Linked DNA regions of Mus musculus: all the other regions are linked to region 1. Evidence: chromatin loops called from intact Hi-C (ENCODE). Cell type or tissue: heart. All regions are shown on one strand.

Region 1 (8,000 bases):
TTGGGGCTCAGATCCACTTCCTTTCTGAGGGCCCTCAATTGAGGGGACCCGTTGGAGAACCTGTCCAGGTCCTTACTATTAGACTAGAGGATGAATACAATTTGAGATCAAAACCCATAAGACACAGGACATTGCTTGGTGACTGGAAAAGTTTCCTCTTGCTTGGGATGAAACAGCCGGGCTAGGACAGGCATGTCTGCAGGCTCCTGTGTTTGTGGATCTTAAGACCTAGGCTGATCCTGTCTCAGTGCACCAGTACCAGATGCTGGGGGAGGCACGAGAAGGTATTAAGCCTCACATTGACAGGCTGTTACAACTGGGGGTCCTGTGCAAGTGTCGCTCTGCTTGGAACACACCCCTGTTTCCTGTTTAAAAAAAAAGCCTGCTACTCAGGACTATTGCCCCATGCAAGATCTGAGAGACATGTGCAACTTATTGGTTGACTGCCAACAGAAGGCAGAAGCTGCAGTGGTACGGCAGGTACACCTTTGAGACTGCACATGTGCTCAGTGCCATTTATCAACAACAGGGACTCCTAACCTTAGAAGGCAAGATCATGAGAAACACACCAGAGATGGTTGCCCTACTACAGGCCCTTTTTAAACTGGAAAAATTGAGTATAATCCATTGCCCTGGAAACCAGAAGGGCAAGGACCCCATAGTTAGTGGGAACCGCCTGGCAGACAGGGTGGCAAAGGAAGGAGCGAGGAAAGAAACAAAGACTATACTCTTGACAAACCACCCAGAAGAAGAGAGCTCAGATTGGAACTTGAGAAATGGCTGGCTACCACCTAGGTATACTAATCATAAGCTTAAGCTGATGAAAGAGTGTCCCACTATTTGGACAAAAGTGGACATTGGAAGAATCACATTGAAGGGAAAAACCATCCTACCAGAACATCAGGCCCTTGAACTGTTTACACAAATGCACAGATATACCCACCTTGGTAGTACAAAGCTAGAACAGGTGATCAAGGGGTTAGGTATAGGTACTTTTAAATCTAGGAAAACTAGCAGACATGATAGCCAGAAATTGTGAAGCTTGTCAGAAGGTAAGCGCCTATCCCACTGTCTTAGTCAGAGTTTCTATTCCTGCACAAACATCATGACCAAGAAGCAAGTTGGGGAGGAAAGGGTTTATTCAGCTTACATTTCCACACTGCTGTTATCACCAAAGAAAGTCAGGACTGGAACTCAAGCAGGTCAGGAAGCAGGAGCTGATGCAGAGGCCACGGAGGGATGTTCCTTACTGGCTTGCTTCCCCTGACTTGTTCAGCCTGCTCTCTTATAGAACCAAGACTACCAGCCCAGAGATGGCACCACCCACAAGGGGACCTCCCCCCTTGATCACTAATTGAGAAAATGCCCCACAGCTGGATCTCATGGAGGTATTTCCTCAACTGAAGCTCCTTTCCCTGTGATATCTCCAGCCTGTGTCAAGTTGACACAAAACTAGTCAGTACAATTGACCCCTTGTCAACTTGACACACAAACACATCACTAGTAAGCTTCAACCCTTAGTTCTTATTCATCCCCAAGATCTAAATAACTTTAAATGTCCCACAGTCTTTACATATTAAAAGTTCAATCCCTTTAAAATATCCAATATCTTTTAAAATTCAAAGTCTTTTGGAAATTCAAAGTCTCTTAATTGTGGGCTCTACTAAAATATTTTCTTCCATCAAGAGGGAAAAATATCAGGGCACAGTCACAATCAAAAGCAAAAATTAAACTCCAACTGTCCAATGTCTGGGATCCAACTCAGGATCTTCTGGGCTCCTCCAAGGGCTTGGGTCACTTCTCCAGCCCTATCCCTTGTAGTACACAGCTTGTCCCCTAGGCTCCAGATGCCTGTACTCACTGCTGCTGCTGTTCTTGGTGGTCATCTCATGGTACTGGCATCTCCAAAACAATGCATGACCCCTTTAGTCCTGGGCCATCAACTGCAAATGAGGCTGCACCTTCACCAATGGCCTTCCATGGCCTCTCACAGTGCTGAGCTTCAGCTGCTCTGTGTGACCCCTTCATGCCTTCAAAACCATGGATAACTCTTACACATTACTAAGTCCAGCCACAGCACAAGGTACAACCTTGGCTATCTCTGGAACACAGCCTCTGTGCTCTCAGAAAACACTTCCCAGAAGATGTTACCTCAATGATGCTGGTCTTTTCTTAATCACAGCTAATTTCTTAGCTCCAGCTAACCAGCATTAATAGACCCAGTGATGCAAAGTTTTCACTTTAGTAGTTCTGGTATCTTGTTAATCACAGCTGATTCTTCAGCCCCAGCTAACCAGAACCACAGAATCTTCACAATCCAAAATAGCAATGGCCCTGAAAAGAGTCTTTAATTTTCCCTCAGAAATTTCACAAGCCAGGCCTCCATTTTCTGCACTGTTCTCAACAATATCTTTCAAGCTCCTACACAACATCTCACAGAGCTCTTAACATCGAATGGATCTTCTTCTGGCCCAAAGTTCCAAAGTCCTTCCACAGTCCTCCCCAAAACATGGTCAGGTTGTCACAGGAATACCCCACTATGCTGGTACCAATTTCTGTCTTAGTTAGGGTTTTACTGCTGTGAACAGACACCATGACCACGGCAAGTCTTATAAAAAAACAACATTTAATTGGGGCTGGCTTATAGGTTCAGAGGTTTAGTCCATTACTATCAAGGTAGGAGCATGGCAGCATCCAGACAGGCATGGTGCAGGAGGAGCTTAGAGTTCTGTGTCTTCATCCACCCACTAAGGCACCATCAGGAAAAGGCTACGGGATAATCATCCTGGAGTATTTTGGGAAGTTGATTTTATTGAAGTCAGACTAGGAAAATATGGGTATAAGTACTTCCTAGTCTTTGTAGATACTTTTTCTGGATGGGTAGAAGCCTACCACACCAAGAGAGAAACCGCACAGATGGTCATGAAGAAGATACTAGAAGAGATACTTCCTTGATTTGGTATGCCTAAAACCATTGGCTCAGATAATGGGCCAGCCTTCATTTCTCAGGTAAGCCAGGGAGTAGGTAAATTACTGGGCACAGATCGGAAATTCCATTGTGCATACTGTCCCCAAAGGTCAGGGCAGGTAGAAAGGATGAATCAGACCCTGAAGGAGACCTTAACCAAACTGTTGGTAGAGACTGGTACAGACGGGGTGTTGCTCCTTCCCATGGCATTGTTTAGGGCCAGAAATACTCCCTATCATTTCTATCTAACTCCCTTTGAGATCCTGTATGGGACCTCCACTCCCTTGACCCTGGCTCTTAATGCTCCCCCAACCCCAGAGTGACTTTTCAAGCTGACACAGATCTTATGGCTCGATTGCAAGCTTTCCCGATCAGCCACCAGGAACTGTGACACTAAACTTAGTGCCCTGATTAACGGAGGTACCTCAGAGATTCCACACAATTACCAAGTTGGAGATCACCCGCAAGGCCAAAGAAACCATGAGATGGCTGTGGTGTATCTTTCTTCTCGTGCTGAGCCTCAGCACCCCACCCAACCCTACCAAAGTGACTTGGCAAGTACTTCCAGCCACTGGGGATGTGGCTTGGTCCACTACAGAGGAACACCTGCCTTATACCTGGTGGTTGGACCTTGTCTTTGATTCCTGGGATATCCCTACCCTAGAGACACAGCGGGAGGAATTACCTGAATGTATAAAAACTGCTTGTAATAGCCATTCGGGTTCGCCTTCTAGTCGCTTGACTTGAGGGACTAATTGAAGGTCGATCCTTCGTGCCGGAAAGTAAACCTCTTGCTTTTGCATCAATCTGTATTTTGGTGTCTCACTAGAGAATGTCACAAAGTAAGTACCACTGACCGAAGGTCATGGTCTTACAGTTTAGGTAGGAAGAGTGAAGGGGGAGAGCAAGACCTGCTAGTGCCATGTTTGCCATTTGGGCCTGTTAGTGCCCTGGTGTAGTTCCTGCACCAGTCTCAGATCGTTTAACCTTTACTCAATACACAGGGAGATAAGAGGCTGCTTCTCAACAGTGTCCCTTCCATACCACTCATCTAGATAATGCTCTTCTTACTGAGGGACCCTAAGGATTTTTTTCCAGTCACACGCCTTCCTTACAGCCTCTCACTTCTGCCGAGGGTGAAGGCTATGCCAAGTTTCATTCTCCACCCACAGGAACTTTCTTGAGTAAAATAATTCTCAGAATGACCCTCTAGGAAGTCCCAGGTAGGGTCCAAATGTGAACCTCTGACGGAGGATTAGGGTTTTACATTATCTCCAGACACAGCGGACAGGACATGGAAGTTAGACCTTCAGCCTTACTGCCAAGCCAGTGCCTAGACATCAAAGGCGCCAGGGAGGCATTTGGGCGGAGAGCAGCTGAGATGGCATTCCTCCGGGCTTCCTAGATAGACCTCAGAAGCGTACTTCCGCTCTCGCAGAGAGGCCCGCGGAGGAAGTGGGCCCTGGGAGCGAACAGCCATTAGGAAGAATGCTGAGTGCTCCGGCGTGAGTCGGTGAGCGGCTGGGAGGTCGGGTGCAGGAGCGGGCGGCGGGGCACAGTTGCGGTGACCTGGCCCGGGCGGCGTCACGGCCCAGGGCGGTTCTGCGGGGAGCGGGACGATCGGAGCGGTGTTGTCCAGCAGTCCGGTGTCCGCCATTATGACTCTCGGTATTCTTGACAAACTCCACACGTAGGTCCATGTTTGACTGTGTGGGTCGGTTATGCTATTGCCTTAAAAACATAAAAATTAAAAAAAAAAAAAAAGCCCTGCGGTTGTGATGTAAAATGTTTGAGATTTTAAAAAAAGCTTCGAACAGCTTGGTGTGATAGCTCCGGCCTGTAATCCCCGCTACTGAGGAAGCGGAGGCAGAAAGACCGGGAGCTTGGGCAATTTAATGAGCCCTTCTCTCAAATTTTAAAAGTAATAAAGGTAGAAATGTTTTCTAAGCTGAGAGGGCACGTTTGAAATTCAGCTTTGATAACGCACTTGAAAGCTGAAACGTGCTCACAGTCCCAACCTTATTTATATATATATTATATATTTGTGTGTGTGTGTGTGTCTTCTAGTGTTCAAGGAGTATTTTGTAATGTCCGAGTTGCTTGAGAGTAAAATGATTTAAATAAATAAATAAATAAAGCAAGAAAGTGAACTGATGGGGGAACCCATTTAGCTTTAGGTGACTTCATTTCGTGAGCTTCATTTTCTGGCTCTCCAGCCCAGCAGTGCTTCATTCTTAATACAGCTTCAGAAAGTCCATTGTTCTAATTATCTAAGCTTTGGAAACCTATGTTATAGAAACTTTGAAACTTCTGTCACCGGTTCTGCCCCGGTACAATGCAATTGTTGGTTTGGGCTTCCCTAACCTCCCCCTCTTATATTAGCCTGGAACTCATACATCAAACATGTGGGCAGACTGGCATAGAACTCATAGAAATCCACCTATTTCTACTTCCTCAGTGCTGGGGTTAAAGGTGTGTGCTGCCACACTTGGCCCTACATCTTATTTTTGTTTGAGTGCATGTATATGTGTGGCAGTGTACCTGTGGGGATTAGAAGACAACTTGTGGGTGTCTTTCCTGCTGCTGTGTTGGCTCTTGCGATTGAACTCAGGTTCAACTGAACTACACAGTCTTGACACTAGATAACTTTACTCAGTGGTCCATCCTATAGGCTGTTCCTGCCTAACTTTCCTGGGTAGTACTGTTCATTACCAAGCATAGCCATACTTAAGACCTTGACAAAAATAAAATAAAACAAATAAATGATTTTGTTATGTAAATGTTTCACTGTATGTGCCTATATGCCATGTGTGTACCTGGTGCCTATGGAAGTCTGAAGAGACTGTCAGATCTCTTAAGACTAGACTTACAGGACTGTTGTAAGCTTGCAGGTGGGCACGGGGAATTGAACTATGGTCAGCTAGGCTCCTGGGGAAGCAGTGGTCAGTGCTCTTAAATCAACAGCCCACCTCTCCAGTCCCTAAAATCTTTTTTGAAGTATTTTGTTACTTGAAATATTAGAATGTTCTTATATCTGATGTTTTCCTGTGCTTAGATAAGGTTGATGTGTTCTTGTTACTGGCACTTGTGACATTTCACCACTTTAAAATATGTGTTTAATTTTGTAATTTGTACTGTTTGAGGGGGAAAGAATTTTGAATTCTGCATTCAAGTATTCTGTTTCTTCTCAACATTCCCTTCCTGATTAGCATCTTGTCTGTAGCAGTGAGCTTGGTGTTCTACATTTTTTTATTGGGAGGCCTTGTGAGGAAGATTTCCTCTCTCCTTACTTTGTTGTTTGTTTTTGAGATAGAGTCTCACATAGCCCTGGCTGGAACTTGCTTTACCTCCAAGTAACAAAAGTCTGCCCTCCTCTGTCTCCTAAGTGATGGGATTAAAGTCATGTTACTAGCTGACTTGGCTATTAACGAAGCTTCTTAAAATATAATCAGTTTATATCAGTGTGAACTTCTGACCCCACTGCTTTGTTTTGAGACAGGGCCTTACTTGTTATGTAGTCAGCCCAGGCTGGCCTTGAATTCCTTATCTTTCTGCCTCCACTTTCCAAGTGCTGAGATAATAGGCATCATCACCATGCCTGGCTTGCTTCAATTTTTGTTAAATTTAATTTACTATTACTGTGTGTGTGTCTGTGTGTCTCCGTGTGTGTGTGTGTGTCTGTGTGTACAATGTACTAAAGTGGGCATAGAGTCAGTGTGTGTGTGTGTGTGTGTACACTAATGTTGGCATGGAGTCAGTTCTTTCCACTTTTATGTGGGTTCTGGGGATGGAACTCAGGTTGCTGGTGAGGTAAGTGCTTTTACCTCTCTGCCCCTGCTTAAGTATATAATTTTTGCCTTTCACTAATTTTCTGATACTGCAAAACACTTGTATTTTCTCTGTCTAGCATGGCATCAGCCACTTCTTCACAGAGCCCTGATTCTTTTATTGGAGATTGGTATTTAGAAAGCAAGTTGTGGACATTCTAGGCATCATCACTATAATCATTATCTCAGTCTAGGTTTACTTATCTGTATCTAAGTGAGTGTATGCAGACGTGTATGTGTGTTTATGTATGTTTATACGTACATACAGAGTCCAGAAGAACAGTGATCCCTTCGAGCTGGGGTCTAACAGACTCTTGGCCTCTTATGTAGGTGCTAGAATCAGAACCTCAGTCCTTGTAATTACAAGTTCTTGTAACCACGGAGGCATTTCTACAGTCCCATATAGTCTTACTGCTTAATTGCTACATCAATTTCAATATTATTTTTAAAATTCTATCATGTAACTAAAGCAGACAGCTCTACCTCCTTCAGATTCTGTTTCTATATATGCTTTTCTTTAATCTATGTTTGTTCTCCACCAATACCACACTGGCTTGATTTCTGAAGCTATCTCTATGGCCATAAGTCTTGAAAATCAAGTAAGATGGCTAAGTGTGTAAAGGCACCTGAGCTTGGTCCTTGAAACCCAGAGAATGACTCATGTAAGTTGACCCCTGACCCCTCAGCATGTATGCTGTGACACATAGCACCCAGACACACAAAATAAAAAATTAACAAATTCAGGTATATCTATTTCTTCCACTTTAGTGATCAAAGTAATTTTTAGCTAATCCCTTTTGCCTTTTAATATAAATTGTAGTATCATCTTTACATTGCTCTTCTCCTGCCAAGCATCTTTTCTCCTTTTCCCTGCAGTTCTGGGATTAACTCCAGGGACTTGTATGTGTTAGGTAATTGTTCTACCACTAAATTGCATTCCCAGCTTCCCTCCCATCCTCCCGAGATTCTGATAGGAAATAAACTAAACATCAACTTGGTAAGAATTGATAGCTTTTCATGCTATATCTCCCAATATGTGACTGTAGTATGGTGCGTCTGTCTGCATATTTAGATGCTCTTTGACCTTTTTTATCAGCCACTTGTGTTTTCTAGCCCTATGAATGTGTTAACTATATTTCCACCCTAGGTCTCAGTCCGCAGGTGCTCATGCACATGTGTCTTCTCACACATCCTCGAGAACCTAG
Region 2 (8,000 bases), 57 kb before region 1:
TTGCTTTCTTCCACTACATGGGTCTCAGGATCAAACTTAGGTCATCAGGAGTCTTTACCTATTTTGCTGTCTCACTAGTCCTAAAGTTGCTTTTAAAAATTATTTCATTTTATTTTATGTGTATTGGTGTTTTGCCTACATGAATTTTTGAGGGAGTCCACTGGAACTGGACTTATAGACAGGTGTGAGCTGCCATTTGGGTGCTTGGAATTAAACCCAAGTCCTCTGGGAGAACACCTAGAGCTCTTACCTGTCGAGCCTTTTCTTAAGATTTAAGACATTTAAGACTGAGGATGTAACTTGATTGGTGAATGGTTTGCCTACCATGAATGAAGCCTTAGATTTAATCCCAGCATACATGGGAGCACCTGGGAGGTAGAGACAGGAGTCCAACACTCAAGGTTAGGGTTAGTCTTGTCTATTTAGTGAATTCTGGGCTAGTGTGGGCCATGGGACCATCTCAGAAAAGAAAATGAAAATAAATGTACAGAGCACTATCCTTTGTTTGCAACTTATAAATAACCATAAAACACATGAAGACATGGGTTTACATGTGTGTGGACATGAAAAGTTCTGAACAGTAAGCATGATGAAAAAGTGAGGTTAGAATTCAGCTCTGTGGCCTTTAGCCTGTGTGAAACGAGTCACGCACCGTGGCAACCATGCGAGCAGCTCTGAACGATTGACAGGGTCAACACTTCACACTATGTGACTCAAAAAGAGAAAGCAGACACCCATCCACAGTCTTAATGCGACTGAGACCAGGGAGCTGAACTTTACCTGTTGGGGTTGGGTTCCCATGAAGCTCCAGGATTTGACTCTCGGCCAGAGTCCCTGCCAACGAGTAGCTCCCAAAGGGTGAAGCAGCAGCAGCCTCCTGTGTTGCTTTTAGCACCACTGCCATTTCCCGGAACATTTCCTGACCCTAGAAACAAATGATATAGTTTGTTTATGAAGGGACTGAAGACTGGAGCACTGTGATTATAGCTTCAAGGATGAAAACCCATTCCTGGAGATCACAGAGACTAGGTTGAAGGAGACCTGGGTGGAGAAGCAAAGCTACCACTTTGATTTGTAACATCACTCAGCTCTACAACACACACCCTATACTGTTGGTAAATCCTAGCTTAGACCAGCAGGGTGTGTGGCTTTAAGGAGCTTAGATCGCACAGCGCTCACCTCACACTATAGAAATTAGGTGTGCTGGCACAGATCTATAAGCCCAGCACATGGGGAGTGGCTGTAGATGGATCAGAGCTTTAAGGTCACCCCTGGTTAATAGAGTTTGAGGGCAGTACTGGGACACATTTTTCAGCAGGATTTTCTGCTCCCCAAAGATCAAACCTACCTAGGTTCTGGTCATATACTCTCATAGAGAGCTCTGGAAGACCTTTGAAAGAACGTGGGGTGTGCTTGAAACCACTAAGGGCAAGCCAAAGTGTGGCAATGCATGCCCTTAATACCAGTACATGGGTAGTGAAGGCAGGAGACTCAGGAACTCAGGCCAGGCTGAGCTGAACTATTTGCCTATAGATGAGCAGTATCTGCAGCAACATCCCAGACCTCGTACACCCAATTACACTTGCATCAACACCTCAGAGGACAGACACTAACTATGATAAGGAACTGGATGGAGTCACCAAATGTATTTGTAAAAACACAGAAACCCAGGTCTTATTCCCAGAATCTGGTTTGATTAGAATAAGAGTATAATGTGGGCACCAAGATACTGTCACGATCAAGTTCTATGTATCGATGGTTGGAAGCTGCAGACCTACAGAACAACCAGCACATCATTCAGAAGGCAAAGTCTCACTATACTGCAAAGGAATAAAGGTCAGAGCCCTAATCAGGAAAATGGAGTCTGGGTCTGGCAGCAGAGGACCTGTGACACTATTTGGGGTCTGCATTTCTCTTCTCTCCAAGATCATCATTTACCTTTTCCTCATCTTCTGATACACTGATGCTTCCATAAGGACCCTCCCCTGGGGCACAGTCCTTGTCGTTCTCATAGTACACTTGTTGGCTGGATGCCTGACTTATGACACTTTCATCATCTTCTTCCATTTTCACCTTCTCTGGGTCCCAAGAGGCTCTGCCCATGGTCTCTTTCAATTCTGTAGTCATCTTCTCTGTTCAATGCAGGATCCTTGATAGCTGAGGGATACCCAACATCGGTCAAGCTCCATCTAACCTTCAAGTCTCCAGAGCCAAGATGAGCTATTCACTGCAACACCAGAAAAAGAGAGTTAACAGCTAATCTAGCAAGGATAACACACAGCCACTGGTTACTAGTCCTTGGTTGGTGGTCACAGTAAAACAGTAATGTTTCATTCTCCTTCAAATGATAGGGGCTGACTATAAATAACAAAAATAGATGTATAAATCACTTTTTATTTCTGATACAAAATAATATCTTGCCTGGTAGTATACACCTTTAATCCCAGCACTTGTGTCTACACAGACCACCCAGTGCTGCATACTGAGACTCAGAAAGAAAAAGGAAGGAAGGAAGGAAGGAAGGAAGGAAGGAAGGAAGGAAAGAATGAATTAACATTTTAACTGTAAAAACTATTATATAGAAAAAGAGTAAGGAAAAGTTCCAATCCAGTGATAATTATTATTTTACTTACAGTTTTTTTTTTACTATGGGAACTGATTTTGTTTTGTTTTCTTGTTTCCTTGAGACAGAGGTTCTTTGTATAGCCTTGGTTTTCCTGGAACTCACTCTATAGACCAGGCTGGCCTTGAACTCAAGAGATCTGCCTGCCTCTGCCTCCCAAGTGCTGAGGTGTACTACTACTGCCCAGCTAGACGGATTTTTAAAAAGGGGATCTTAGAGAGATTCACTACCAAGGAGAAAAGAATGATTATTTCAGAGAGTATAACTACAAGTACTTTTGAGGTTCTTTTTGTCTGTTTCATTTTTGTAGTTCCCACATCTTCCAAATATTTGATAAGACTAAATTTTGGTTGTAAAACAAAATTACTCATGTTGACCTTGTTTATCCTTATTTTTAATTGTTGCACAAATACTCTATAATTGTCAATAAACACATAAAACTGACCTATACATACTTTCGCATAAACATATACATACACAAATTGGGTGATACCCTACCCAGTCCCCAGTGTGTGCACCTTCAGGCTGCACTTGCACAGGGTTCACCCTTCTGGACTGGTGGTTTTGCTTGTTTCTACCGTGCTGGGAATCCATACAAAGGCCTAATGTATACTAGACAAATGCTCTACCACTGAGCCACAACCAGTTCTTGACTCAATGAGTGTTTTACAAGTCTTGTCTTTCAATATACGCTAGCTACAGAACACACACACACACACACACAATTCTGACACACAATTCAAAAAGATTTTAAATTTACAATCTTTTCTTTAGCAAACGTGGGCTTTATTGCTTATTTTAGTAATAGTTTCCTGTACGAAGAATTCCTTTGACCAGCTGCATTACTCCTTTAGAAGGAACTGCGTGATCACTAGCTTAAGGGTTTATATTTATTGCCAAACGGCTTTCTAAAACAGCATCTAAAGCCAGGCACACGACTACTAATTAACGGGACTTCTTTATTTCAGATAAGCCGACAGGGGTTTTGTTTTATTTTAAATAAAGCCAAACAATCTATTTTAGCTGTATATAAGGAGTTTGAGGTTTGTGCTTCTATCCCTCTTTGGTTCTTTTACTAGAAACCGGTGCTAATGTTTACTAAATTGCCTTATTCTGCTGCTGCTTCAGGGTACTCATATTCATTTTCCAACATCATCTTCACTGTGCAAACTTAAATTCCTAAGTAATGCCACGCTTTTCACCACGGCCTCAAAGAGTAATTCTGGCGGGTTATTCTGGCAGGAGAGCCTCTGAGACTCGTCTCACCACGTGCCTGAGTCTCCTGGCCAGACTGTCGGGCCCCTGGCCCCAGCAGGCCCGAGACATCTGCACAGGCCGCCCTCCTCCATCCCGACCAGCAGGCTCGCCGCCCGGCCCGGACACCCCGAGCTACCTCCCGGCCCCGCGATGGTCGGTGGAGAACAGTCCCGCGCCCCTCGCCGCCCGCTGCGACCGGCTCGCCACGAAGGCCCAACCGGGCCGGTGCCGCTTCGCGGATGAGACTCCAGAGTCTCTCGGCAGCAACGGGGCTGAGAACAATGACCGGACAGGAAGTGCCTTGCGCCGGGCTTCCGGCTCCCCAGGCAGGCCGGCCTCTCTAGGAATCGACGGGGGTCGTACACCTCGGTGCCCAGGGCGGGCAGGGCTTTAGCCCGCCAGGCAGCGGCACTCTCCCAAGCCGAGCCCCTACCTACCAGAGCTGACGATCTTAGAAAATTCCCTCAGCATTTTTATCTTCAAAATATCAAATGGTACAGAAAGGTTGATGGATGGTACAGAGGATACCCCTATCCTTCATCTCGACAATATTTGCCTTAATTCTCATATATAATTAAGGTCAATTTTGGAAATTATAAACAGTAAAACTCTTTATTCCAAGTACACCACCATCATTGCCAATAAGAAAAATTAACAACTATTCATATTCAGATGTACTTAACTGTCTCAAAAGATTTCAAAACCGTTAGAAGTGGTGGTGCACACCAGCACACAGAGCCATACCATAATCTTGTGGATCTCTGTGCACTGGAGGTTGGCCTGATCTACATAGTGAGTTCCAGCTTAGCCAGGGCTACATAGAGAGACCGGGTCCTCAAAACAAAAATCAAACCTAACAATAACAAAACTCACAAACATTTCAGGCAGAGATGCCCCCCAAATGAGTTTCACAATACTCCAGTTACCGCTCTTTGGTTTTGTGTGTTTGAAATGATAAACCCAGAGGAAGGCAGCGCCCTTTACTCGGGTTCCTCATTGGGTAAATCTTAAATGATTACACAGTATCATGCCAAGGACTGGTGGCTCACATCTGTGATCCCAGCTCTCAAGAGGCTGGGGCTGGGGCACTAAGAGTTTGAGGCCATAAATGACATCACATAGTATAGGGGAGATCCAGACTCCAAACCCATGTCTTCTGAGCCTAAATCCAGTGCTCTTCACAGGTTGTTCTCAGGCAGCAGAACTGGATCACAACTCTGGATTACACTATTATATAGGTTTTCTGTAGCACCTACACCATGTTAAGAAAATGTATGATGTACATGTTTAGAAACAATGACCAGTTTTTAAATTAAAAAACTTATTTTGCTATCATTTACAACCTCACCATTACCCTTTATGAGACAAACTCAGTTTCTTCAGTCTTAAAGTGCTCCAGAGCCTCTTTCCAGAGTCACAATAAATGATTTGGTACAAACTATCTTTTAATTAGAATTGAGATTGTTTTTCTAGACTTTAGAAACCTAGGTGAAGTTTCTTCAACTTGTCTGTCAGAGCGGTCATGAGTTTTCCCTATTAAGACCTAGGGGGTCATATTCAACAGTTACTTCACTGTGATTGTGTGCTGTTTCACATATGACTGTATTTTTCTTTTTTACTGTTCTGGGTTCAAATCCAGTGTCTTAGTTAGGACATTTCTGCTGTGAACAGATATCATGACCAAGGCAACTCTTATAAGGACAACATTTAATTGGGGCTGACTTACAGGTTCAGAGGTTCAGTCCATTATCATTAAGGCAGGGACATGGCAGCATCCATGCAGGCATGGTACAGGAGGAGCTGAGAGTTCTACATCTTCTGAAGGCTGCTAACAGAATACTGGATTCCAGGCAGCTAGGATGAGGGTCTTATAACCCACACCCTCAGTGACACACCTATTCCAACAGGGCCACACCTTCTAATAGTGCCGGGCATATTCAGACCATCACACCCAGGATCTCGTGTATGCTGGTAAGCACTCTTATACTAATGCATATGCCTAGCCCTACCTAGATTTCCCGAATCTCTGTTTGGGACTCAATGGACTCATATTTGCAGCCCAAATAATTCTCCCACAGTATGAACTTTTGTTATTGATGAAGTCTTGAAGTCCATAAGAATTCCTTTGTGAACCCCACACACTCATGGTAATTTTCATCTGTGTGAACTTTCTGTTGTACAGTGATGTTTTATTTTTTGCCTAAAAACTTTATTACAATCATTACACCCATAGGATTTCTCCCCTGTGTGAATTCTATGCTGGCCAATTACATTTCTCTTGGAGGCAAAAGATTTGCTGCGTTTCTCACACTCATAAGGTTTTTCCTCAGTGTGTATTCTCTGCTGTACCACCAAATTCTCATTCTGGCTAAAATCTCTTTGACACTTTCCACATTTATAAGTTTATTTCCTCCAGTGTGAATTCGTTGATGGACCGACCATAAGATTTCTGCTAGGGGTAAGGATTTTTCTGCATATATGACATTCATAAGATTTTTTTTCCCCACACTGTGAATTCGTTGATGTTCAGTAAGGTTTCTGTGTGGGTAAAGCCTTTCCACACTCACTGCACTCACAGGCGTCTTACCACTGTGGATTGCTTTATGCTCAGTGAGGTTCCTGACTGAACTGAAAGCTCTCCTATACTCACTACATTCAAAGGGCTTTTCTCCAGTGTGGACTCTACAGTACGAGCAGGCTTGAATGATAACACCTTCCCACAGTCCTCACACTTGAATGCTTTCTCCTGGGTGTGGAGCTTGTGCTTGTGAGGGACCATGAAACTTTTGGTCATAATAAAGGCTTTCCCACACTCTCCATTTATATGGCTTCTCCCCGTGACGGAGTCTCTCATGGTCAGAAAGGTCTCTGTTGAGTCCACAGTCTTTGCGCTCATGGAGAGTCTCTCCAGTGTGGAAGCTTCCATGGAAAATGAGGCTCTTCTTCGGAATAAAAACTCTCCCACACTCCGTAGGACTTTTCTCCATTGTGGAGTCTCTGATGTCGCACAGATAAGCACTCTGGCTAAAGCTTCATCACACTGGGTGCATTTGTAAGGCTTCTCTCTGCTCTGCATTCTTATATGGTCAGTGAGGTTTGACTTGGAACTAAACATCTCCCTACTTTTTACAACCAAAGTTTTTCTCCTCTGTTTGGGCTCTGCTGTAAGAGGAGGGTTTTACTTAGAATGAAAACTTTTCCACATTCCTTACACTTGTAAGAGTCTCTGTACTGTGAAGTCGCTGATCTGAGCAAATGTTTTCCCACATTCAACACATTTATAGGCGTTGAGTCCTGCCTCCCTCACAAAGCTGAAGCCATTTTGCTCCATGCCCACCAGCTATTTCATACTGTTGTTGTAATATGCCTGCCAGTCTTTGATAACTTGACTCAGAGGAGGGTCATGCTGACCACACACCCTGTTATATGTCCTGTATGTTATGTGGCTTGTTAACCTTAAGAAATCCCACAACTATTAGCTTCATGTAGGACCCATCAAACTAAAGGTCAACGTAAACTGGTAGTCTAAAATAGTTTGAGTCAGGGCTGACCACCGGGCAGCACTTTTCTGCACCTGCATATGAGCTCAATGTGGTTTTTGTGGTTTTAGCCTTCATAAGCTGGCCCTGAGAAATGTTTGAGGTCGCAGCTCCCAGCTCCTGAGTCTGAAGCTGCATTCCTGATCCATTAGTCTTTTTTTAAAATAATATTTATTTATTTAATGTATATGAGTACACTGTAGCTGTCTTCAGACACACCAGAAGAGGGCATCAGATCCCATTACAGATTGTTGCGAGCCACCATGTGGTTGCTGGAAATTGAATTCAGGACCTCTGGAAGAGTAGTCAGTGCTTTTAACTGCTAAGCCATCTCTCCAGCCCCCCTGATCCATTAGTCTTAGAGTGTGCGTTCAATACATTTCCCTGTCTGACTGAGATTGGTGTTCATGTGTTCATGTGGTTTGTGGGGTGACTCCTCAACCCCAACAACAGGGCTTTTCCCCAGAGTGGATTCTCTGGTGCAGGATAAGGCTCTTTTTTTTAGAATGAAAGCTTTGTGAGACTTATTGCTTTTATAGGGCTTTTCCCCTTTGCAGAGCCTCTGGTGTTGAGTAAGGTGA
Region 3 (8,000 bases), 61 kb after region 1:
TTAGACAGTTCGGCTACTCTTATTAGTTTTCTTTCTTTCTTTCTTTTTGTTCCTGCCTAAAACCATAAAATGATACAGTTTTGAGATCTGAAAAGCAAGTTGAAATTAGCTCAATACACAACAGACCCTCCTCTAAACAAACAGAGTGGACCACAGCGCTTACCTCCTCAAAGGCCTCAAGTGGCAAAACATTTCCGAATAAGCACGCCAACTTCCAAGCATCCATTAATTGCCTAATGGACAAAGTGAACAGAAGAGCTGAACAAGTGAAAGGTTAAAAACGTATCACCACCATGTTACCATCCTCAAAGTGAAATGCTAAAGAATTAACCTAATAAAATATTTAAAAACGTTTTACGTGTGAGGATGTGGTTTAGTTATTTTTCTGTTGCTGTGATTAAAAAACAAAACAAAACCCTGCAATATAAGAAGAGTTTATTTTGGCGTAGTTTCAGGAGGGGATACAATCCGTATGTGTGTGTGTGTGTGTGTGTTGTCCTTCTTCCAACTTCCTAACCTTCTGTAACCTTCTGGAAGAGTGCTACAAGCTACTTATGACTTTCTTTTGTTCTGTGACTAAAAGCCCATGTAACTGCTTTTATGTTAGAATATATTATTCAGGGAAAACTGAATATATCTTCCCAGGCTATAGTCATTCATATTTGATATGTAATATGAACACTTTCTATAATTACTACCTTTGTGGGAAGAGATTTTTTTTTCTGTTAGCACCCTTAGCTTAAATGAAAGCCTTTTCTTAATAAGTTCTTCTGCAGTGTAAATCAAGATCTCAGCTTCAACTGAGTAAAATCCTTGAAAGAACTCAGTCTGTCTCTTCAATTGCTGCAGTCAGTTACACAGAGAATCAAAGACTCAGAAGATTGGAGACACTGCTTTAGCACAGGGGCAGGTTCTGGGAAACGCTAGAGATACCAGACCTAACAGTCTATTGCAGCTATGTCAGCTGCAGGAGTTCTGTCTGCAGACAGATTCTCATGACGGCTACCAGTACTCCACAGAATACACTGCCCTTCCACTTAGAGAAAACCTCAGGTAGGCTACAGATGGACAAGAGGCACTCCTAACTCTCTCATCAGACTCAGAAGGCATTCTGAGTCCTTAATTTATCACTTCACCAGTGCTTCCATGTTAGGTCCAGGGTAAAACAACGAGCATTTGTTGTGTTCACTAAACTTAGTTTGAGGAAAGGGTAGAGAAGCAGGACACAGACACAAGTAGATAACTGTAAAACAAAGCAGTAAATGCAATGATTCCGACTTTCAGAGTAACAGGAGACTTCCTGAGGCTACACCTATAGGGCAGGGAGGGCACCCTGGAGAGCCTTGTCCTAAAGAAATGATCTACTGTGTGGACAGAAGGTAGATATGGAAGGATAAAATTCGTTTACAAGCCAGTATAAATGACTACCCGAATCTACTTAATAGTGGTATTATTTTCTGTTCCATTCCTTCCTTTCTTTCTTCAAGGTCTGCAACTCTCTACGTAGCTCAGGCTGGTCTGGAACTTGCTTTGTAGATCTAACAGCCTCTGTCCATTATTTTTGACAAGCACAGAAATTATCAAATAGAGGTCTTCAACACTGAGCTTTGGCCCCTTGGCACAATCTGTATTTGAAAGTAACTTATTTCAATTAACTTAACTTCACACTAACTTCACTTTAGTTATGGTTTCCCTTTGTAACTATCTTGGAATTTTTCTTTAGAAAAAAAAATTCTTCTCTCAAGTAATGATAAAACCATACCTAACTACCTTTCTTTTCTTTTCCTTTCTGTTTGTTTGTTTGTTTGTTTGTTTTTGGAGACAGGATATCACTTTGTAGACTTGGCTGGCATCCAACTCAGAGAGATCTACCTGCTTCTGCCTCTGGAGTACTGGGATTAAAAGCATGCACCCTCTCACCCAGAGACCAGGATTTAAAAAAAAAAAAATGCTTTTAGGCTTTCTACTTAGAGTAGGGAACCAAGTAAACAACCAGAGCAAAACCAGGAGACAGTATTAGACATATCAATGATAACAAGTTCCATTTGTTTGTTTTTGGAGACAAAGTTTCTCTGTGTAACACCCCTAGCTGTCCTGGACCTCATTCTGTAGACCATGCTGGCCTTGAACTCACAGAGATCCAACTGTCTCTGCCTCCTGTTGCCTCCCATTGCTGGGATTAATGACACTCCACCATCGCCTGGCTAGATAACAAATTCTTTAGCTTTCCTTTTGTATCTTGCTGGAGAGTTAAATCATAACTACAAACTCTACAGTTTCAAGAAGGATTCAGGCACTTCTGGCCCAGCCTGACCTAATATATACAGGCACTGGTGCTACTCCAAGGTCCAATTACACCCACTGAACCCTAAGATCTGGCACAAGAGAAAAAATTACGACAAAAACTCTTCGGACCTGCTGTTGCCCCCTCAAACCATTTTCATCTTATAGGTTAGTGTAGGGCATGTCTTCTGGGCCTTTCCATTATGAGGGATCAGGTTTTTCAGAGAGTACCCACTCTAGCACTGCAATTTCCCTGAGCTTAAAACTCCTTCATCAACACTAAGCCAAGGGATGGCAGGCATCTCCAGTTCCTTTTCAGTAGGCCATCTGTAGACAAATCTAACCAACCAACCAGCCAACCAAACTTTGACACCTTTTTAAAACTATATGAACTCCACATTAAATCTGGAATCTCCAATCGGTGGTCTCAAACTGATAAAATTCAGCCTGATCCTGTTTCCTTTTACCATTATCCTACAATCTTAAACCCATTCGCACACACACATTCCACAGATGTCTTGAATGAATTAGCACACTCCTTAAGCTCTTTAGTGGTGAAGTGCACTTGAGTAATCTACGCCTCAGACTCCCCTCTGAGAGTCTACTTAGCCATAAGTTTGATTACAGGTCTAGAGGTGAATGGACAGGTCCGCAACTTGGGGTGCAGCTCCTCCCAGGGCCCCACCAGCCTCAAGGCTCTCCCAGCAGCAGCCTAAACCCAGCTCCCATCTGACAGCCTCGCCTACGCCTCAGCACGCACAGGCCAAGGCCTGTGTGGCAAGTGTGGAGTCCCTGGGCAACTTTCGCTCTGCAGGGAGCTCCTGACAGGTCTGGCCCACTGTCTCAGAGGCCTGGGTTCGTGCTTGGACGCCCCGACACTTGGAGCCGGCAGGCCGCACGAACCATGCTCATTGGCTAAGGCGGACCGACCTTCCTCCTAGAACGCCTGCGCAAGGCCGGCAAGCGGCTCCCAGCCAGGACGTCGGCTCTCAGCGGCCTCCCACCCCGCTTCAAAGCGGTGTCCTTACCCCGCTATCTGCGGGTTTCCGAAGGCAGCTTCGGGAGACACAAGCCGGTTCTTCCGGCCGACTAGGTCTGAGGGAGAAAGATGATTGGCAGGCAGGTGGGAGGACGATAAGCAAAGGTAAAGGAGTAGCGGGAGGCAGGGGCGGGGCCAAAGCGCGCACGCGCAGCCCCTGGTGGGGAGGGGGGAAGGGGCGGAGCTATGCAAGGCGCTCTGGTGACGCAGTTCTTGCTGAGCAGCCGTTGGTAGTCTTGGTAGGCTTCCCAGATGCAGCTGAGTGTGAAAGATCCGGTTCCTCTGGCTTACATTTCCCACTTGACTTTTCCTCAATCTAATCTATTTGAGATAGTTTAATTATTTGGGACAGTGGCTCACACTGTAACCCACGCTGGCCTTGAACTTGCGGCAATTCTCCTGCTTCAGCCTCCTACGTGCTTTGATTACAGGCATGACACATCGCGACTCCTTACTAGGCTGTTTTTAAACGTTCAGTGTACTCAGCATGGGCTTTTTACTGCTTTATTGGACGTCTGTAACTGATCTCCAGACCTGCAAATGATGGAATATAAACTGCTTTTCGCTTTGCTACCTCTTGGCTTGGTCAACCAGCAAGAAGCCATCCCACCCCTTCTCTCAGATCTTCATTCTCCTGAAGACGACCTTGCGGCCCACATCGTGTCCTTTGTCTGCAGGAGCATAGTTTACAATTGCCCACCTGTCTCTGAGGCAGTGTGTGCGCCACATGTCACGCAAGCTTAAGAGTGCTGGGACTCAATTTTCCTGCCCTTGTGAGACTGTAGATTTAAGGACACTGCCTCTACCCATTTTGAGAACTCCTTTAAATACTTGTCCCATTTATTACCCTATTTAGGGCTTTTCCCCTCTAGACGACTTGAATTTGTGGCGTACAGTACTATTTAGAGTGAGGACTATGTTAAAGAGAATAGGCTACAGATACTGAAGGTGGTTTCTGAAGGAGTTTTTGTTTTTTGTTTTGAGACGGGATTTCTCCGTGTAGTCCTGTAGACAAGGCTGGCCTTGAAGAGAGATCTGCTGGCCTCTGCCTCCTGAGTGCTGGGATCAAAGGCATGGGCCACCACCACCTGACAACTTCTGAAGTTTTAACTTCTTAGTGTTTTGGGACAATCCTTGTTAGATATTTATATTTTGGCACATTTGTTTAAAATATTTTCATTAGCAATGTCCTTAGTCACATATTATCATAAAGCATACAGTACTGTGCTGCCAGGTCGACCAACAGATGAAAGTGTTTGCTATCAGACCCTCCAGCCTGACCACTGTGGTTTGATTACCGTAACTAGATGGAGGTGGAAGGAAAGAACAGATTCCAAAAACGCTGTCCTGCAAAAATCCACATGGATGTGTGCTCCTCCCACAACGTACACGTAATAGTCATATGAGACCCACTGAAAGGGAGCTGTTAGGAGGGTAACTTAGACATTTGGTGGGGTGCCCTGGATCTTTGTGTTTTCAGTCTGTGCTGCTGCTTTATGTTAACTTCACACATGCTAGAGTCCTTAGAGAAGAGGGAGCCGCGATGGAGAAAACACCTCTGGAGATCACACTGCAGGAAAGCATTTTCTTAGTGACTGATGTAAGAGGTCCCAGCCCACTGTGAGTGGTGCCATCCATGGGCTGGTGGTCCTGGGTTCTAGAAAACAACCCTGAGATTCCACCTCGCAACAGTCTGAATGGCTAAGATCAAAAATTCAGGTGACAGCAGATGCTGGGGAGGATGTGGAGAAAGAGGAACACTCCTCCACTGCTGGTGGGATTGCAAGCTGGTAGAACCACTCTAGAAATCAGTTTGGCTGTTCCTCAGAAAACTGGACATAGTACTACTGGAGGACCCAGCTATACCACTCCTGGGTATATACCTAGAAGATGCTCCAGCATGTAATAAGGATACATGCTCCACTATGTTCATAGCAGCCTTATTTATAATAGCCAGAAGCTGGAAAGAACCTAGATGTCCCTCAACAGAGGAATGGATACATTTGGTACATTTACATAATGGAATACTACTCAGCTATCAAAAACAATGAATTCATAAAATTCTTAGGCAAATTGATGGAACTAGAAAATATCCTGAGTGAGGTAACCCAATCACAAAAGAACACACATGATATACACTCACTGCTAAGTGGATATTAGCTCAGAAACTTAGAATACCAAGATACATTTTGCAAAACACATGAAACTCAAGGAAGACCAAAGTATGGATACTTCTGTCCTTCTTAGAAGGGGGAACAAAATACCCGTGGGAGGAGATACAGAGACAGAGTGTGGAGCAGAGACTAAAGGAATGACCATCCAGAGACTGCCCCACCTGGGGATCCATCCCACATACAACCACCAAACCCAGACAATATTGTGGATGCCAACAAATGCTTGCTGACAGGAGCCTGATATAGCTGTCTCCTGAGAGGCTCTGACAGTGCCTGCCAAATACAGAGGTGGTTCTCTCAGCCAACCATTGGATTGCGCACAAGGTCCCCAATGGAAGAGCTAGAGAAAGGACCTAAGGAGCTGAAAGAGCTTGTAAGCCCCATAGGAGGAATAACAATATGAACCAACCAGTACCCCCAGAGCTTCCAGGGACTAAACCACCAACCAGAGAGTATACATGGAGGGACTCATGGCTCTAGCTGCATATGTAGCAGAGGATGGCCTAGTTGGTCATCAATGGGAGGAGAGGCCCTTGGTCCTGAGAAGGCTCAATGCCCCATTGTAGGGGAATGCCAGGACAGGGAAGCAGGAGTGGGTGAGCTGGTGAGCAGGGGGAGTGGGTGTTATAAGGGTTTTTCAGAGGTGGAGCCAGGAAAGGGGATAACATCTGAAATGTAAATGAAGAAAATATCTATTTAAAAAAAAGGTAGGCCGGGCGTAGTGGAGCACACCTTTAATCTCAGCACTTGGGAGGCGGAGGCAGGCAGATTTCTGAGTTCGAGGCCAGCCTGGTCTACAAAGTGAGTTCCAGGACAGCCAGGGCTATACAGAGAAACCCTGTCTCAAAAAAACAAAAAAAAAAAACAAAAAACAAAACAAAAAAAAAGGCAGGTTGAGGAAGCCATGAGCAAGTCACTAGCAGCCTCTTCCATGGCCTCTGCATCAGCTCCTGCCTCCAGGTTCCTATCCTGCTTGGGTTCATGCCCTGACTTCAGTGATGGACTATGATATGGAAGCACAAGCCAAATAAACAATTTATCCCTGAGTTGCTTTTTGTTATTTTTACTCCAGCAGTAGTACCGCTGACTAGGTCAAAATCAGTCATGGCATTTGGTGACTCTTTAGTTTACTGCACTGCGCACTGTGGGCACTGATGTTTAAATGCACCCAGTGTTGCTTTTTACTCTGAATAAATTACCAAAGAGGAATTTTCCATACTTAGGTCCTTTTAAATTTAAGTAAAAAAGCACTTTAAAAAAATCACTTTTTGTTAATAAAACCATTGCATGTAAATGAAATTTTTTTGCTTGAAAACTATTTGATAATTTCTAGTGTCAATAAGATACAAATGCTGAATACGATGAGTTATTTTTATTCTTTTATTTTCAACAATGATTATTTGAACTTAAAAAGAAAATGCAACAACAACCCTTTACTAATGGTTAGTGAAAAGCCAAACCTTTCCAGCCCACTTCATATTCTCTTTCAGCCATTTCAAAGCAGAACAGTGCTCCAGACTGTACACCTGCTCCTTGTTAATATTGACAGTCATGTGCTTAATGAAAAGCTTGGGGTCCGATATTCGAGCAGCCATGACCAATCTTTCTACTGCAGCTTGATATTCATCCTTGCTTCGAGATTTGCTTTCTTCACATCTATAAAGTGAACCCAAAGGCAGAAATTCTCAGAAACAGCCATGTCATTTCTGTAGGAAATTCATCTGCATTTATTGTTTCTAAACTATCATGGCATTTTTAAGCAGTGATTCTTAAGCTTTTGAACCATGGCTTACAGTATGAGAGACATTTTATATTAGGACCCAGTAGCAATTGTTAGTTTGAGAAACACTGATCTAGAACACAGCTAGTTACCCTATGTGTTTGTATCTTCAAAGCTAGTAAGTATAAATATTAAGGTATATGTTAGTATTAAGTGCAATACAGCTTGAATAATTACAATCACAGTAGAGTTCTCTTGGTATTAGTTGTTTCTAGTTTCAAGCAAGTACAGTTCTCTTGGTATTAGTAGTTTCTAGTTTCAAGCAAGTACTTAATATTCAGCTAGCATGTAGTAACAAGCCGTAGAGCTAAATGGTTTTCTTTGGCCCTGATGGGTACTTTATTAAGTGTTATTTTTTTTGAGCTCCATCTGCATCAATTGTGATTGTGTTTACTGGCATGAAACTTTTATTTTATGGTAGTTTTTCTTGTGAAGAAAGGAAATAGTTAAAATTATTTAAAGTATGAGACTAATTCTTGCCCTTGGTACCTTGCATGTCAGTGAACATCAAGTTCTGAGAATGGTTCTACCCAAATTAACACCAGTGTAGGCTACTTGGTGACCTAAATGAGGCTCATGCTTCAAAAGAAGAATGAGTATCCAAGCACCTTCTAGGGCCTCCTAAATTAGATAAGGCACTTTAGAGCCTGATAGATTGGAAACCTGCACAGGTGGCATATTCCCAAAGTCTAAGAATGGATAACCTATAGAGGTTAGTAACCTA

The links. A loop is a pair of places that touch in the nucleus more often than their neighbours do. Peaks named below come from ENCODE experiments on the same cell type or tissue, not always from the same donor. Only the 100,000 strongest peaks of a DNase experiment are listed, where the experiment ranks them.
Region 2: it touches region 1 in a loop (6-fold over the local background); 6 of 42 quality-filtered maps call a loop at or near these places.
Region 3: a loop joins it to region 1, with 5 times the contacts of the local background. A loop is called at or near these places in 8 of 42 quality-filtered maps.

The regions. Positions count from the first base shown.
Region 1 is chr9:122,862,395-122,870,394 of GRCm38, reverse strand. It overlaps Zfp445 (zinc finger protein 445), which reads left to right and starts at 4,389. Exons shown (of 7, transcript NM_001359935.1): 1 at 4,389-4,481. In heart, no CTCF peak of the experiment used is centred here; a DNase peak (open chromatin) is centred at 4,394; H3K4me3 peaks cover 2,688 bases; H3K27ac peaks cover 1,627 bases.
Region 2 is chr9:122,919,235-122,927,234 of GRCm38, reverse strand. It overlaps Zfp105 (zinc finger protein 105), which reads right to left and starts at 4,157. Exons shown (of 4, transcript NM_009544.2): 1 at 4,017-4,157; 2 at 1,939-2,227; 3 at 781-925. The coding sequence starts at 2,127. In heart, no CTCF peak of the experiment used is centred here; a DNase peak (open chromatin) is centred at 4,174; H3K4me3 peaks cover 1,530 bases; H3K27ac peaks cover 1,100 bases.
Region 3 is chr9:122,801,000-122,808,999 of GRCm38, reverse strand. Topaz1 (testis and ovary specific PAZ domain containing 1) reads right to left here. Exons shown (of 20, transcript NM_001199736.2): 20 at 6,865-7,152. The coding sequence ends at 6,933. Tcaim (T cell activation inhibitor, mitochondrial) reads right to left here and starts at 3,453. Exons shown (of 11, transcript NM_001013405.2): 1 at 3,312-3,453; 2 at 164-233. The coding sequence starts at 222. In heart, no CTCF peak of the experiment used is centred here; DNase peaks (open chromatin) are centred at 3,239 and 3,349; H3K4me3 peaks cover 1,670 bases; H3K27ac peaks cover 1,326 bases.